Regions from separate parts of the Homo sapiens genome. Here region 2 is linked to region 1. A link is a loop called in an ENCODE intact Hi-C map of the cell type or tissue named here. Cell type or tissue: heart right ventricle. All regions are shown on one strand. Each heading gives the region's core, and the rest is flanking DNA. Links, peaks and the distances in the headings are about the cores only.

What was found. Peaks named below come from ENCODE experiments on the same cell type or tissue, not always from the same donor. Only the 100,000 strongest peaks of a DNase experiment are listed, where the experiment ranks them.
Region 2: a loop joins it to region 1, with 4 times the contacts of the local background. A loop is called at or near these places in 1 of 110 quality-filtered maps.

What each region holds. Positions count from the first base shown.
Region 1 is chr18:34,756,035-34,765,029 of GRCh38, forward strand. It overlaps DTNA (dystrobrevin alpha), which reads left to right. Exons shown (of 23, transcript NM_001386795.1): 2 at 1-9. DTNA-AS1 (DTNA antisense RNA 1) reads right to left here. Exons shown (of 5, transcript NR_199046.1): 3 at 3,899-4,029. Among named protein-coding and RNA genes, the nearest start is that of DTNA-AS1, 7.1 kb to the right of the region's middle. In heart right ventricle, for the core only: no CTCF peak of the experiment used is centred there; a DNase peak (open chromatin) is centred at 4,624; H3K27ac peaks cover 312 bases.
Region 2 is chr18:34,820,230-34,829,224 of GRCh38, forward strand. DTNA (dystrobrevin alpha) reads left to right here. Exons shown (of 23, transcript NM_001386795.1): 9 at 562-686; 10 at 7,364-7,447. Among named protein-coding and RNA genes, the nearest start is that of DTNA-AS1, 57 kb to the left of the region's middle. In heart right ventricle, for the core only: no CTCF peak of the experiment used is centred there; no DNase peak of the experiment used is centred there.

The DNA.
Region 1 (8,995 bases), core at 2,631-7,630:
CAGAGATGAGTAAGTATGGATCTTTTAAGGAACACCCTATAGTTTCCATTGAATACTCATGGAAAGGCTAGAAATAACCATTTATCTTTATGATATTTGTACTTTTCCTTAGGATCCTAAGTTCCTTTCATGAAGTGTACATTTTGGCCTTTTTTACTTCTTACTTGGCAAGAGTTCAGTTAGTCAGTAATTCATCCTAATTTGCTATTAGACTGTCTATTTTATGTGGAAGAAAATGTTTATAGATTTATATATTTACATTCACACATATATGCACATACACAGACAGTTGATAAACACTATTTAGTGTTGACATTAATACAGTCCACTAAACTTTAAAGTCTGTGTTCATCACCCTGAACTGTCACAGCAGCTGGCATATTGTAGGCACTAGATAAAATTTTTGAAATGAATTATTGACTTTCTTCCCTGCAAAGTGATATCATATGTTTATGTGGAAAGGAGAAGTTAGGCACAATTACTGGACCAAACTATAAACTTGTCATTCAGACCTCATGTAGAAAAGGAGAATCTATTCTGCAAACTGGTTTTTTTAAAAATACTAAGGAAAATAAAAGATAAAAGGAGCTTAGAGTTGACCTGCTACACAAGGGAAACCAAACTAAGTTACTGACTCCAGTGAAGAATCTATTCAATAAAGGCTATTGGTTTATGTAAGTGCACAGTTGCTGTATAAGTAATTGGTTGGTAGCATCTCCCTTGTAGACCATTTTTCTTATTCATAAAGAAAAAGAACTTGACATTAGGGAGAAAACCACACATCTCAAGTTGAATATTATAAAGGAAAAAGCATGGTTCTCTTCATGTCTTTTTATCTCTTCTTCCTGCATACGGAATGAGGATGAGCAAGAGTGAGTGGTAAGCCTTTTTCCCTAAGAAGGCAGTAGACAAAATTAGGTTTCTACTAAAGATTGGAAGTGACTGGCAAGAATGAGGGTCAGAACAGAAAAAGGAAAGTCCCAGATAATAAGATTCATATTTTCCTTTATCATTCCCCAATAATCTGGTGGTACCAAGATAGCATTAGAACTAACAAGGAGGAAAGAAAATTAAAATTGATGTGGGGAATCTCAGTCGTGTTCCTTGCTTTTTCCACTTTTAGAGATGTGCTTAGAGTGTTTGGGAGAGTTTCAGCCAGGCCTTCCAATTTCCTAGACCCCATGTGTGGTACTGTGTCTTCACCTGGAATTGTGACCTTTGTGCAGTTACAAATCCAACAGAGCAAGGAGCCTAGTGAGTACTTGTCCATCTAAACAAAATCCAAAGCAGCACAGGTATCCTCCAACAGCACATTCTTATATTAAAAAGGCATAAAATTATGTCTTATATTATAAGACATCATGGGACAATGTCTTCTCAGACACAGTAGAAAAAAAATATTTACCATAAAAAGGCAATAAAATCTGGGGAAAAATATTTGAACTTATCATTATAACACTAAAGACTGTATCAGACAGCACACTGTAAGAACTATAAAAGTATGCTTATTCAATGATTTTGTAAATCCTTCTTTGAGTTTAAGTATCCCAGTGCTTTCTGAACCTGATATAGTGCCTGGCTCAGACAAATACATATGTTACAAATGTCTATTGGATTAAAATTGCCCAACTCAAAGAAAGCTCGATATGATTTTTAGAGACATAGAAATAAGACAACTCTAAGTTTTTCTTCAAGTGACAGAGACTTAGGAAAATTGTGCATTCGGTTCCCAAATTATAACTTTGTGTTTTCATAGAAACATCACAGTGATGTCTTGCAGCTTTATTAGTTCTGTGAGTTCTTGTGATTAACGGTCAGAATAGATAAACAAGCCAAACAAATATATATCTTTCCTCCCTGGGTGTTCCAACTCAAATGTTGGCAAAAACAGCTAAATACGTCTGACCTTAATAATTCATTAGTTTGAGCAACATGTTTATATCAGCACTAAGTAGGGCACATCCACAATAAGTAGGATTCGGCTGGATAAAACAATTGGCTGGTTTCAAAGGGAGCAATTGATTTTGACAGGTAGACTGTCATACAAAAGAGAAAGGTAATATCACTGCGAATGTGTTAAATGGTTGAAAAATATATGGGTATCCCAGCTGTATCAGCAGCACACCAAAGAAAGGAAAGGAAACTCTTATCAGAGAAGACTGACATCAAGATTCAAAAAGTAACTTCTAGGAATCTGTGCTTTCTAGACAGGGAGCAAAAAAGGACTAGACTTGTAAATCTTCTCATCTAAGTATTATATAGAAATATTTAAAGAAAAAACAACAAAAGAAAGTGCCAATGAGATTCTTTGCTTTAGAAATTAGAAATGTGAAAGAAAAGTTGTAATGGCCAGAGTTAAACAGGCAGGGAAGACTTTTATCCAAGACTATTGCAACAAGGGAGAAAGACTGAACTCAACTTCCCTGGAAGAAAAGGCAGGAAGTACTTTAAGCACTGGGGAAAAATACTGGAGGACTTCAGGGAGGAGATTGGTCAATGTGATTAGGCCATCTGTTTGCTAATTGTCACATTTAAAAGTTAGGCTTCTACCCTCCTGATAAGACTTGGAGATAGAGGTGATAAGTCCTTCAATTATTATATTTCAAAGGGCTGGCACCCAGGTTCTTGAGAAAGACATTCCTGGGTTGTAAACTTGGCAAGATATTTACATCTCAAAGGGGCAGAGAAAGAATTTACAATGAAAAGTTTTCTAAAGTAAATGCTGTAAGAAAACAGAGGTCAGAAGCCTAGAGCAAGGAAGAAGTCTATCTAAAGTTAGGCAAGTTGAGGAGGTCTAGGTCTTAGAAAAGGTAAAGAACAGAGAGCAATTGATAAGAAAAATGGATAAGAAAGTTTGGCAAATTCAGGTGATTGCAGCACATATGTGTTAAACATTCACTCTTAGCTCATTACTATAAGCAGCAGAAGCAGGAAGAAACAGCAAAGAAATGAAATTAAGAGAAGCATAGACTAAAAAACAAACAGAAAAAAATAGCTTTATATAAAAAATTGGGTGACCACCTACTTTGATTTAAGAAATTCTGTACAAGTTCTCCCTTAACCAAAAATTCTCTTCACAATAATGCCTTAATTATCAGTTTGCTTAGTACCTTGGATTAAAGCTGAAAAAAACAAAAAAACAAAAAAACCCTCTAGTTAAATATAAACATCATCCTCACCTTGGCTTTTTCAGCCATCATATAAGTTTAGCAGCTTAAATAAGTTTATCAGACTGTCTTTTAACAGAATAAATTGTTTGTTCTTGGAATTAAACTCTCCTTTTCTGTTGTTTTACTCTCAGAGCACATTTACTTAGCCTTATATGGTAGTTACTTGTGAACATGTCCACAACACTCACTGCTGTGAACTCCTTTTTAGGGACAGACCTAGGACATGTACCTTCAAATCCATTCCCCTTAGATGCTGAATCAAGCCTTGTTTAAAAGCCGATTGGGCACAGGATGGGTAGGTTTTAATGGAAGGGAAGTGATTGGAAAACACACTTTGAGAACATTGAAGGCTGCCTAACAAGGTAAGGAAGGTCCTGGGGAGAAATGAGAGTGATGCCACCGGCCTGTCAGCAGAGACAGGACTTGAAATCAAAAGGAGGCAAATGAAACTACTCAACAAATACCATTTTTGGCTTTTGTTTTTGCTTTTGTTTTGAGACACAGTTTCACTCTGTCGCCCAGGCTGGAGTGCAGTGGCGCGATCTCAGCTCACTGCAACCTCCGCCTCCCTGTTCAAGCGATTCTTGTGCCTCAGCCTCCCAAGTAGCTGGGACTACAGGTGCACCACCACACCTGGCTAATTTTTGTATTTTTAGTAGAGACACCCTGGGTTTCACCATGTCTGGCCAGGCTGGTCTCAAACTTCTGATCTTAAGTGAAACACCCACCTTGGCCTCCCAAAGTGCTGGAATTACCACTTGAGCCACTGTGCCCGGCCTAAGTACTGTTGAATTATTTGAAGGCAGGCCATCCTTGAGAGTGTTGGCTGAAGTCGGCACATGCACGATTGGAAAGGAACCTAGGGCATGATTTTGAAACGCACACTATGAGTTTAAGAAAACCGATCTCAAAAATTCAGAAAAATGACATGAATGACCCCACCACCGTAGGTTCATGGATACGGTGACTGTTTTCACTTGCTTCTTCATTTCTCATGCTCCTCAGTCTTTTTAAGATATTAACACCATGGATCGCCACCCCAGAAATTCTCTCTATGTCATCACCCTAACATAGTCTCCTGCTTTTTCTGTCCCCTCTACTTCTCTTTTTCTGTCTCTTAGTACCCTGTAGACACTGAAGTCAGAGAATTTAAAGATTTCTTCTTGACCAGTTGTCTCCATATACAATTTGTCTTTCTCTCAAGCCTTTACCTTTATTGCTATAACCCTTGAGTGTTCAGAGTCCCCCAAAACAACTCTCATTTCTCATGAGCCAGCTTATCCAAAATAGGCAGCACATAAACTAAACTTCCCTTCCAGCCTTGCCTACTTGTTTTCAAGTGTTCTGCTAATGAAGCAGTCTGAGGAGGGCTCATTGTCACTCCACTAATAGTGCCCATCACAAAAATACCTATCATCCCTGCCAAGGCGGCTGCCTTCTAGTGTTCCCAAAGCCTGCGGTCTTTGAACAACTGCCAAGCAGCTGGGCACAGCTCAGAAGTGGGGAGAGCACTCCTGTTCCCAAGTTTGTGCCTCATTTTGTCGCTAGAAATATAGAATAGCCCTACTTGTGCACAGAGTCTCCTGTTGGCAATCTTGGCCCAGTCACGCACACTACTACATTTTGTGTGCTTGTTGATAATTTCTGGAATATACTAAAGCTCTAATCCTTATATCCAACTGTCCTGTGGATATCTTACTTGGACATCTTACAAGCAACTCAAACTCTTTAGCCCAAAACTATCTTCACCCATCAACAAACCTATTCCTCCCTGTTTGTACCTTACTTAGCTCAATGAGGGATACTCTATTCCACTCAGCTACCTAAGGTAGCAATCATTTTTTACCCCCAAACTCCTTTATCTTCCTGTCAGTATCTCTCTCTTTCTCTCTCTCAGTATCTCTCTCTCTCCCTCCATCCTTCACACACACACACACACACACACACACACACACACACACACACAGAGCCAATGATAAAGCGTGGCAGAGTTCAGGCAGCAGGTTCATCATAGGCTTCATTTTTATTCTGGAAATATGTATTGAGCAAAACTTTTAAATGAATGAGATATTTAAGAATCAAAATGGCTATATATTAATAGAGCTATCAAAAATGGCTATATAATGAGCTATCAAAATATAAAAGGCAAAACATACAAAAATTGTGTGAAAATGTTCAGAGTGCAAAAGCTAAAACCAAAAGTTAGATAAGACTGGTTCGTTGATTTGTTGGTTGATTGGTTGTTTGAATGAACAAATGAATGGGTAGGGAAAAGGTGGAAGGAAAGAAGGGAGTGAGAGAGGGAGAGAGAGGGAAGTAGGGACAGAGGGAGAAGAGAAGAAAGAGAATCTTTTCAAAAAGGGCTAAAGAAAGGAAAAACTGCTGTTGATAACAGTGTAAACAATCTGTGTCTTTGCTGTCCTATTTATTACTTCCTTCCAACTATGACATGGGTACAAGAGGCTTGAGGAGACGGTGCAAGAGCACTAAGTTGCCTTAAATAAATTTGTTTTAGTTTTTTTATTATGAAAAGTTTCAAATATATGTAGAAGTAGAGAAAATAGTATTTATCTCAACTCTTAATTATGTATGCCATCCCCCACTGTATTAGTATGAAGCAAAACTAATAAATCACTTAGATCAGTTGAATCACCAGATTTAACGAATTATATTCCAGTGATATAATTCAGAAAACAACCACTATCCATTATTTTGAAAAATAATGAAGAGTACATTGAAAAAAAATGTAACGAGAAAATTCTGTACTTTTTTATTAAAAAGAAAAAGTATAGATTCTTTGGAGTTTAGGGTATGAACTGGTTATAAGTTTCATAACAAAATGGATGTTTTTTAGATCTTGGCCAAAATATAGTGGTAATTCTAGACATATCAACATACTAAAAGCAAAGATTGCCCTGCTGATTTTATTTCTTTACTCATTTATTTAAATTCCATCTTTTTAATAGATAAATTAAGTCAGCTAATACGCTTTTTAATAAGACTACCAGACTGCTAGATCAGAAAAATACCATCTGATAAAAATTAACCTTAATTTCAGCAAGATATTGACCAAAGCTGTTGGACTGTGCATGTGTTGGGGAATTGTGGACTGGGTCACAATACAGTTAGGTAGATTTATGGGGGATGTCATGACCATGTCTAAAGCCACAACTAATGGGTCTATCAACTTGGAGGAAGGCGTCTAGTAGTATCCTGGAAGGCTCTGTTTGTGGACCTGTTCTGGTCCTTGGTTTTAATCAATGACTCGAATGAAGACACAGAACTAATCCCAAAGTAGGTTTTTGGGTTTATAAACTTTCAAGAAAAGACCACACATGTAAAACTGGGTTAAGTTCATTGTTTGCTGGGGCAAAGAAAAATACATTTATTTTGACAAGGCAGATAAACAGAGTAAGAGGCTATGTATCATATCTCAGCCCAGCTTCTTCTGGTCCCTTTCTGGATGGATCCTGCAGCTAACACATACATTGATTGTGCACGGTTGTGTGCTGCTATATCTGACACACTAAATTGTATTGTTCACCACATCCCTTTTAATATTCAGGGCTTACATCATCAGCCAGGAAGAATTTATACAGCATTTATAGACCTACAGACCTCTTCCTGATTCTTGAACAAAACACAGGGTCAGTTAAGTCCACACAGTGATACGACAGGAGAGAGCAGTCAGTGCACTTCAGGCCCAAAGCAGCATCTCTACATCCCTCTTTACTGCATCCTGGAGAAGTGCACCTTTGCCGTATTTCCCCCAGGACTTCAATCAGAGGAAAGTGCAGAGGTGCCAGGGTTACTGTGCTCAGAGGGTAAGGTCTTGCAGAAACTGAGAAACTTAACTATGTGCCACATCACAAACATTTTTTCATCTGGAGCTTAAATCATTATGCTTGAAGAACTTACACAAATAATCTGTGCCCCTAATGTTTTCTTTTAAGTGATTATTTACAGATATTGAGACTCTCCTGATTGCTGAGCCAAACTTAGCACCAATAAAAGTACATCCTCATCTGGGAGCAAAGGCAGATTTAGCATTCAGGTATTTCTAAAAGTCTCTCTGTCTCTGGTTATCGGGCATCTTAGAGAGCTCATTCCCCACGAGTCACATTTACAGAGGGCATGAAACTAGGAAAGATTTTTGAAGTTCCAGTGACAACTTAAGAATTTTAAAAGATTCAGAAAAGTTCCTAGTATGAGCTAAATTTTAAAAGTAACTAACCAGATAAATATGACGTCCTACCCTTAGCTCCAAAATAGGCATTTAAATAGCAAATAGAAAAGATTTGACTTATATAGAAGTGCATATGATTTTTCAAAGCAGTTTTTTAATTAACTTCAAACTTAATAAAAGCTGGCATAATGAGCCGTCTATTTTTAAAAAAAGATCACATTAGTTAGGAGTCCTTATCAAAGGTAGTAATAATTGCTTTCTGTATATTCTATACAGGTAAAGCAATAGCTATTTGGATTAATTTTGGACACCTAATTTTAAAGAGATATTAGCCAGTCACAGAACAGGGTGACTAGAATGTTTAAGGGTTTCAAACCATGCTTGATCATAATGAAAATAATAATAACAACTGCCATGAATTGAAGCCCTACTGGGTACCAGACAGATAAACAGTATACCTGAAATGGCTGTGGAGTTGAACATCTTTTACCCTAAAAAAAGTCAAGGAGAAGCTACCTCCCCAGCTAAATTTTAAAGTCCATGATGACAAGGACTGTTGCACATAATTTTCAGATGGTAATGAGGATGCTAATAATGATAATGTAGCTGCTTTGCAATATTTCAGAAATGAATTCTCAAATGGCAGGGGGAAAAGAGTATGTGACTCCAGGGGAAACTAGATCAAATAGGTTGAAGTTACAGGGAGGTAAATCAAAGCTCAAATATAAAAAAGAAATTTCTATCACATATTTTTGTTCAGAAATGGCACATGAAGCCTCTTAAGGGGCCCATTTACTGTTAAGTGGTCATTATGTTCTCAGTGCAGAAGTCAAGACTTTATATCTGTATTACCAGCCAGTAAAGTTGATATTGTTATCTCGCTTTATCCATGAGGAAATTGAGATGCCAAGGAAAAACTTGGTGAAACTCACACAACTGGGAAGTGACAGAGTTAAATTTTACTTCCTTTAAAGTTCATTTATTTTCACAAGTAATAATCTTCTCTATCATTGGAAATAATCCTACGTGGCCATTGGCTAAATGTTCATCTCTTGAGAACATTTCTAAGGGAATTCCTGCATTGGGTGAGGGTAGTTCCCCATCTCTTTGATCCCTCAAGTGCTCAGTGTCACTAAGCCTGTTTGTCAAAGAATAAGCTTTATTAAGAGTGACCGTTTAATGATCTGCTTTGTAAAACCACAAAGTAATAGGACTATTGGCAACACTTCAAGTGAATCTGAAGATATCGGTTTGAGTTGAAGAAATGCTAAATCCCCTAGTGGGGGACACTTGCTAATTCATGCTGAGTTTCACTGGGAAAGCACTTAATTGGCCGTCTAATATAATCGCTTCCAGGATAGTTCATTTACTTTCTATTCTGTTTTACTCTAAAGGATTCACATAGCACATTTTATTAGTATATGACTGGTAAAGATAAAAGTTCAATACATGCCTTTATATCTGTTATGGACCATAAACATGGGCTTAGAAAAAGAAAATATGTAGAAATGGAGAAAAGCAGACATTTATTGATAGTCTAATGTGTTCTAGACAAAGTCTAGAGATTAACTCATTCAAAGGAGGGTGGGAGGAATACTAGGAGCTCAGGTCTTGATGTAACAAGCAGCCCATCTGCAGG
Region 2 (8,995 bases), core at 1,864-6,863, 63 kb after region 1:
GGATTCCCGCAAAATCTTCCACTCATCTTCATTCCAAGCCTATTTCCTCACAAACCATTTTCTGTTCTTAAGTGAGAGCAGTCCTTCTAGAATCAGGTCTGATGCTGTCATGCCTGTGATGTAAACTCTTCATGGTCTGCCTCTGTCCTGGGGATAAAGAGACAGTTCTTAACAAGCCATATAAAGATTTTGATGATCTGCCTCCTGCTTTCCTCCCCAGAAGGGCTCCCTTCACTGTTGCTGCTTCCTCCATTCTCGAATGACCTTCCCAGTCTGCTGAGTTTTTGTCAGAAGGATTCCTGCAGGCCCATTAAGTCCCAGCGCAGGTGCCCCATGCACAATGCCTGCTTCCATTTATTGTAGCATTTGCTGACACTGAGCAGCAGGAGGCAGCTTGTTCGGAAACTCTTTTCCGAGCATTGAGCAAACTTCCAGACTCAGAATCAGCACTGAAAAAGGATTTCTTCCGTAAATGAATATCTATTATGAAAAGCAAATCATTTGATAAAATATTACATAAATATTAGCTGTTGTCACTTCTGCCTTCCTTCTTCTTTCCAGAAATCACCTGCTAAGAAGCTGACTAATGCATTAAGCAAGTCCCTGAGCTGTGCTTCCAGCCGTGAACCTTTGCACCCCATGTTCCCAGATCAGCCTGAGAAGCCACTCAACTTGGCTCACATCGTGTGAGTATCCCTACCCTCCCAGTATAGAGACAATTTTCTTCAAGGGCACATGTCTGGAGCCACACAAAAGCAATTTCCTATCAGTGGTCAGCAACCAAGATTTTTAATTTAGTTTAAAAAAAAAAGTCAGAGTAATGCCATCATAATTTTTTGTTGTTGTTGAGGTGTACAGTACTTCCACCAGGCTGGACAAGTAAAGTATGCAACACTAACATAATTCACCTGGAGGTGGAAAATATTTCAGAAAGCTTAGTTATAAAATACGGATGTTAGTGGTGTCTGCACATTGGAAGTTAACAATGGGATCACTGTGGTAAAAAATGATTTACAGTATATTATTCCTTAATTTCATATGTGCTTTGAGTTCCAAATATAAAAGCTGTTTGTTTTATTTCTCTGCAGACCCAGTTTAAGATGCCAGCAAACCTAGAAATTACTTTTGTTTTTCATCCCAAGCTGTATAACTTTAGAAGAATCATAGCCTGTGCAGGGGAAGGTTGAAGAGGGGGAGTGGCGGGAAAATTTATCAGAATATCCATAGATTCTTTTCTTCAAAGTATGTGTGAGTTTCGTGGCAGAAGGTGTTGGGCCAACAAACAGTCCTTCCAGCCATCCCTGCTACCTCCCAGAAGTTTCATGCCTTTGAACCTCTCTCAGGCCTGGGTGGCCAAGATAACAAGGGGGCTTAGGTAGAAGAAACAATTTTTTCCTTGGTGTTACCTGGGGCTCATAAGAAGAAAGAGTCTCATTACCTGCTTCTATGCACAATTAGATGTCATGTAGTCACAGATGCCTCCTTATGAACTGCCTGTAGTTTTCCACACTTCAGTGGGACCTATCACACCATAGGGCCTGTGTTTGCATGTTGACATCAAGAGGTGGGTGACGGGACCTACCGGTATAGGAATTCAACAATGCAAAGTTCATGCTTCAGGCAGTTCAGCATATGATCCATAAGGGGCACTGTGGTGGGTATGAGACCTTCGTGGAAGCAGCAACTATGTTCTCTGATGGACCTTAGCAAATACCACCAAACGATTTGTGTTGGGTCACGTCTGTGAGCTTTGTATAAATACTTTGGGGCTTTGTTTTGCTTGTTCCCGGGGATGCTCTGAGGCATCTCTGACCTCAGCAGTATACACAGCCTGGAGGCTCCTGTTTCTCAGCTTACAAGCTGGCATGGGCTCAGCCTCCAGAAACTAATGTAAACTAATTCTGTAGAATGTGGCTAGCTTATTTTTGGAAATTATGTTTCTATAAATAAGCCTTAAAATAAGCCAGGGGTAAATAAATCTGGGGAATGTCCCAAAGGGCCAACCACTTGCAGAAATCTACCTCACAGATGCTTATTAAGAACCTTATTAAGATCTAGACTTTCCTTCCCATAACCAATTAGACACAATCACTAAGTTGCTAATGAATGACCACAGCGAAGTGAGAGCAGCCAGTGCTCCCTGAGCTCTGCCGAGAGTAATTTCCTACCAGCCCTGCTGGGAGTTTCACCCCAAGAGAGCAGCCTTCAACAGAGCTGCTGGGTGTCATGAAGATAGAGGGTGTGGGTGTGAATAGCCTGGCTCTAAGAGCTTTGCTGCTTCCCACTCCTCCAAAGAATTAGAACGTGATGCACTGCAACGTAAAAGTCCATTTCACAGTGAGTCCCACTGGAGTATTATCTAGCTCAGGGCCTGTACCCAGTGGGTGCTAGGATTGGGTGGTGTGTGTGTGTGTGTGCACGTGTGTGTCTGCATGAGAGAGAGAAAGAGAGGGAGAAAGAAGTATTTAATTGGCTGAGTAATAATTTTTACATTTTGACTTACGGGGCAATATAATCTGTTTTGTTATTTATTGAATTAACTGAGGGCTATAGCCTCACAATGCGTTCTTAGTTTATGTTCCATGGAGAGATTTTAAAATTCTGTACAAAATGTGTCTTCTGAGAAAAACCTCTATGTATTTTACCAGATCCTCAAGAGTCCTTGAATCAAAATACTGATCTCTACTCACTGATAACATATTTTCCCAGGATGAAAGTTTTAATTTTAAAATGCAAATTGTACAAGATATTTAATTGTTGAAATAACATACAAGACATTCTGGATGTAGAATGTTAAGTCTATATTAGAAAAGAATTTTTTTTCTATTTTTAGCCATAGAAATTTTTTCCATATTTGTTTCTTTTTCAAATGCTATTGTCATGAGTAGATATCCATGTCTTTTTTCTGAGATTTCTAATTTTAAAATGCATTGCTCATTTAACTATTCTAAATTATCATAGGCACATCAAGGCCATTGAAATGAAAAAATAAATGGTATTAAGCCTTAATCATTTACAAAGAAGAATGCTCTCTTAATCTGCTATAATGAACATGTACATGGAATTAATGAATATTCACACTTCTTCCAAATGTATGTAAATAAGATTTTGATAAATTAGACAAAAATATATGACATTCCATACCATGTCATTTTATAATAAGCCCACTACTTTTATACAGTGCTGTACAATGGAAATAAGTGAAATTTAAGAAATAAAACACACCAATACTCCCACCTCCACTTAATGCGCTTAATTTATTACTCCCAAATATGACTTAAATTATAAAGGTCTTATGCAGAAGGAATATTGTCATAGTGCAGAAATGTGTATAGTAAGACACTTTATCATTGAGTCTCTAGCAAAAATCATCCTAAAAGTATGTTCCTTAGAACTATACATAGCAATAAACATGTTTTCTAGCTATAGCTCTGTCTTGGTCATCCTCATTCCCTCTCTGATCTTTCCCCTTGCTTTACTAAATAATTTATTAAGCAATCTTTAATTGTAGTACAAACCACATCTTTGTCATTCTTTGGATGTAGTGTCACAAAAATATCCCAGTCCACATCAGTTACACCCATAGATAAGCTTACAGACAGAGGTAAGAAGGGAGCAGTGAGTGGGGTGCAAGCATTGGCAATATTGATGGGCATCCTCTGTCCTGTACTGATGACCTGAGGTTCTGGACATTGGGAATTATAGCACAGACTCAAAATAAAACATTTTTTTGCCACTGTGAAAAAGTGTGTTGATTTTGTAAATTAATACAAATTCTTCAAAGACATATTCAGAAAAAAATTCCATGATGTACATGTTTAAGTGAAGGATAACTGTATGTCCTTACATAGTGCTGAAATATGTAGAACATTATAGAGCTCATGGATATAAAATTTGATGTTGAACATTATACAGTCTTCTTAAATGCACATCTTGCTGTTTAATGATTGTGTTAAAAATTGCTGGCCAGGCACAGTGGCTCACGCCTGTAATCCCAGCACTTGGGGAGGCTGAGGCGGGCGGATCACGAGGTCAGGAGATCGAGACCATCCTGGTTAACACGATGAAACCCCGTCTGTACTAAAAATACAAAAAAAATAGCCGGGCGTGGTGGTGGGCGCCTGTAGTCCCAGCTACTCGGGATGCTGAGGCAGGAGAATGGCGTGAACCAGGGAGGCGGAGGTTGCAGTGAGCCGAGATCGCGCCACCGCACTCCAGCCTAGGCGACAGAGCAAGACGCCATCTCAAAAAAAAAAAAAAATTTTTTTTACTACATGGCACATGTATACCTACGTAACAAACCTGCAGGTTCTGCACATGTACCCCAGAACTTAAAGTAAAATAAAAAAAATGCTGTTAGTCCTCTAATATATATTGCATCCAAAGGTGAGCAGCAAAAGCATTATAAGATACAAATAAAATTAAGAAAATAATAAGTGGAAAATGCTTTATCAATACATTAGAAAATATTTTTATTACTCATTTAAAACTCAAGTTCCAACTTTTTCTTTTTTCTTCTTTTTTTATTTTTTGTAGAAATAGGGCCTCTCTATATTACCCAGGCTGGTCTGGAACTCCTAGGCTGAGATTACAAGTGTGAGCCACCATACCTGGCCACAACTTAAATGTGAAAAAATGGCAAAAATATGGCACAGTCTGACTATGTAACAAGTTAACATTTTACAGGTAGCCTTAGATACAGTAAAAAAAAAAAAAAAAAAAAATTAAATCAATAGGATTTTTAAACAGGTTGCGGTACTAATACACACACATATACACACACATACATACATTTGTATATGGAAATGAAGCATGTGACACACAGAAAATGCCATTTTTTTTTTAACTATAGCCAAGGGACTTTTTTTTTCTACCCACCTTGTAGAGAGGTGCTGCCAGTCATGAATTAGTCCTTAAATAGAAATGAGCAGGTGGTGACATTTTGGTATTTTGACATTTGTTCTTAGCTATTGTATTGCTTGTAAATATTACCATGATTAACGGTCTCTATTCTGTTCAATTCTTCGCTGCCAAAAGTGATACTTGGTAAGTAGTGCAGTCATTTCCAGTCTACTTACAAAGATGTATAATCATGATCATAAGTGGGGATGAGACACAAAACAAGTGAGCAATATGAGGCTAGTTTAGAACTAAGTCTTCTTATGCTGTACACTCAGTTCACAAGGATGCCACTTATATAAAAATGTCCTCTGTGAAGATCTTGTCCAGAAGGCCATTGTGACTTACTCTCTTTTGTGGAGCTGTTTCTTTTACATAAAACCAAATATGTTCAAAATTCCCAGTGTGAGCCATTTGTTAGATAAGGTAACTTGCCATTTGATTGTGGAAGAAATAGGAATTTCAGTCCCTCTGAAAACCATCATTTGGTGCCAGAGCTAGCCATTCTTTGTCCAAAGTTCAACATTTCAGTGGTAGACCTTAAACAAAGCCATTTGCTGAGAAACCTTGATTTCAGCTTTGTAGTGACCAGATTCAATAGAATACATTTATCAAGCTAGTTAAAAAGCATTCTAAATCCACTTGTTTTCTCATTTTTAGACAGAGCAAGAAGGAAAAATTTTTAAAAAAAGACAAAATCAGAAGTGTGGGGTCAAGTATTTTTTTCAACTCTTTGCAAAGCTACAATGAAGATATTATACTCTGTTCACTGTTTTAAAATCTAACAGACCAAACTTTTCATAATTCACAGAGGACATTTGTATAAAATTAGCATCCTTCTTCCAAAGTGCTAGTGTTCAACTCAAGGCAGAATTAGTTTTAAACTAGCCTTGCGTTGCTCCCTTATATATCAAAGATATGTCTTAGATAAGTAATGCAAAACACTAAGATTGTTTTCAGAACTTCAGTTTTGTCTAGAGTAGATAAGTAGCTGTTGTTTTGGCTTCATCCAACAGATGACATGTCTTACAAAATCTCAGAGTATAGTTTAGCACCAGCTACCTTGAAAAAAGTTTTGATGAATTTGTTATTTTTTATTTTTTTATTTTTATTTTTCCATAAGTTATTGGGGTACAGGTGGCATTTGGTTCATGAGTAAGTTCTTTAGTGGTGATTTGTGAGATTTTGGTGCACCCATCACTCGAGCAGTATACACTGTACCATATTTGTGATCTTTTATCCCTAACCCCAGAGACTTATTCTAAGTCTCAATGAATTTTTGCATGTAGTATTGACATTTTAAAGCCTGCAGAGCTTCAGGTCCATTCCATTCAATACATTGGGATATGCAAGTCTACCTTTTTCCCAGAATGTCTTCATTGTAGAATCCAAAGCTGTTCTCTAAGGTAAAAATTAAACCATTTACAAATTTGGATCTTAATTATGCCAATATAAATTGATTCTTTAGGCTGCTATAATTAATGTCTCATCTTCAAAACGTTCTATACTGTCAAACTCAAATATAGAATTATAGTGAAACTGAAATTTCCTCTGATTCAGAAAATGCTCCACCTCATTTTCCATCTTTTGAACTCTAAGTCCCATCTCATATTACCATTCATTATCCTATATTGAACCTAAAAAAGGGTAAAAATGGCTTGGAGATGAGATAGGGATCTTAGCCCTATCATTTTACCTGAACTAAAACATTCATGATGGGGAAAGAATGACAGAATGAAATGAAAATCAGATGAAGGAAGACAGACTCCATGCAGTTGGTGTGTAGAACCATGAACAATTCTGAGGAAAATTGAATTCTGTTTTCCTTCTCTTATCATAAGAAAACAAGTGAAGCTTATGGGATGCTGTACACCACATACTCTATCATATGGATCACCCAAACAACAGAAACTAACTTCATATATCCTTGTGGAGCTTACTTGCATCTTCACTTAGAACAAAGGCAAATAAGGTATGATATGATTTTACAGCCTGTGTCCTTTCAGACCAGGCATGTTGGAGAGGCCCATCATCATGGAGAACACAGAAGGAACCTTTCAAAGCCTCAGGAATCTTCCTCTTTCCAAGAGAATATAGATTCAATGATCAGGTCTTCAAGGCTTCTTGAGAAGGCAGTAGAAGTAAAGCCACTACCTTCTTCAAAATCCTTGCTTCATTCCAGAATATTATACAATGAAACATCAAGGCTCAAAGCTCATGCATCAGTATTCACATGGTGTCTGGAGATCTTCCTCCCAGTGTTTACCTGAGATTATATATTCTCAAGGAAATGTAACTTTAAAACACTTAAGGAATTTAATTGGAAAATATAAGATTTCTTGTTGATCCTGGGAAAGGTAGAACCCAGATCTTCCCATCCCGTTTCCTGGAGGGATGAGGGAGAGTTTTAAATTTGTGACTTTTATTTGTTTTAACTTTCCATTCACCCTGTGTTTTGTTTTAGGCCTCCCAGACCTGTAACCAGCATGAACGACACCCTGTTCTCCCACTCTGTTCCCTCCTCAGGAAGTCCTTTTATTACCAGGAGGTAAGTTCCAACCCTATTATAAAATAAGCCCTTTCTTTGGTAATGAGCCTTGATTCTGTGGTAAGAAAAATATTCTCATGCAAGCCAAGGGCAGAATATTGTTACTAGAAACTAACTTGCAAATATCCATTATAAGTTTTCAATTTCATTCATTTGTATGCATTTAAAGAGGGGTAGGGTGGCTTTGGGGATTAATGTCATGTCTGGAAACCTGCATTTATAATTTACCCACAGTAAGAATGTGAGGGTATGTTTCAGTTTTACTACTGACACACATGCATCCCATCTCATTAAGGAAGTCACGTTCATAGTCCTCAGAGTTGAAGTCAAAGAACTGGAATTTCAGGATGCAATGGTGTGTTACTATATAAATGGTGAAATGTGTCATTATTTAAAGCTAAGATACAAAAGAATCCTTTGTTGGTGAACCCTGGAGTTCCTGAGGCTAGAGGATAAAGACCAAACTTGGAAATGTAGTTTCCATATAAGTAATTTCACGATAATAATAAGAACTTTTTTAAAAGGTGGATCTGCATCTCATTTCTTTGCACAAGATCCATTGCCATGTGAGCAAGAAACAGGAGAAGCAAATATTTCTCTAAGAGTTAGCATCAGACATATGCAGGGTCAAGAGGTGCTCTGAGTCATTTGATCAAATATTGCAAATCAAGCACCAGATAATTATTTTATAAATACATGGAGAAGGCTCACGGGAAAGCAAAAACAAAGGTAAGGAAAATTGGAGTGAGTAATTGAACATAAGATTTCAAATGCCTTTCAGCAGAAAAAAAGTACAGCCTCATATTTCACAAAATGCACATAATTCATCTTTTCCCTGAAGAGGTTTATAAGGTGCCAGTTTCACTGTAATATCCTGGTACATTCAACTGAGGATTTGAAGACAATGAGACTAAGAACACAGCTGATTTTTTTTCCTCTGAGTTCCTGTATGTGCCCATCAACAGGAACCTGAGATGAAGATGTTCCCCATAATTGTAATTAGCAGAATAAACAGAATATGGCAGAAAATGGGGTTTCTGATGTATAAACGAGGTCTGTAACAAGTGGAAATAAGGAAACAGTTATACAGCAGAACATCCACAGTAAAATAATATGGTTTAGGCCCTCAGTAACTTCCTTTTAGCACTCTTTTTTAGAATCACCAGCAAATGCAACCATTTTTTTTTTCTGGAATGAAATCATAAACTGTAAAATCTGTAAAAGACACAGGTCTGTGCATCTATCTAGGGAAGACCTGATGTGATGTTTAGAAATATGTACTTTTATTAGGAAGCTCTGCATTCTGCAAATATCAAGCAGAGGTAGACCCCATCCTTACTGAAGGTCATTTTATATCATTTCAGCTCGGACGGTGCTTTTGGTGGATGCGTCTAGATGGATAACATGACTTCTTCTACCCTAAAATATTCCTATAATACTTTGAGCTGTTCTGGTTCCTCCAGGGTGCATGGTACCCATTAACCCAAAATATGATTATTTCCCTTTTTTCCCATTTTCAGTCATTTTGGAATGTTCTCTGTGAACCAC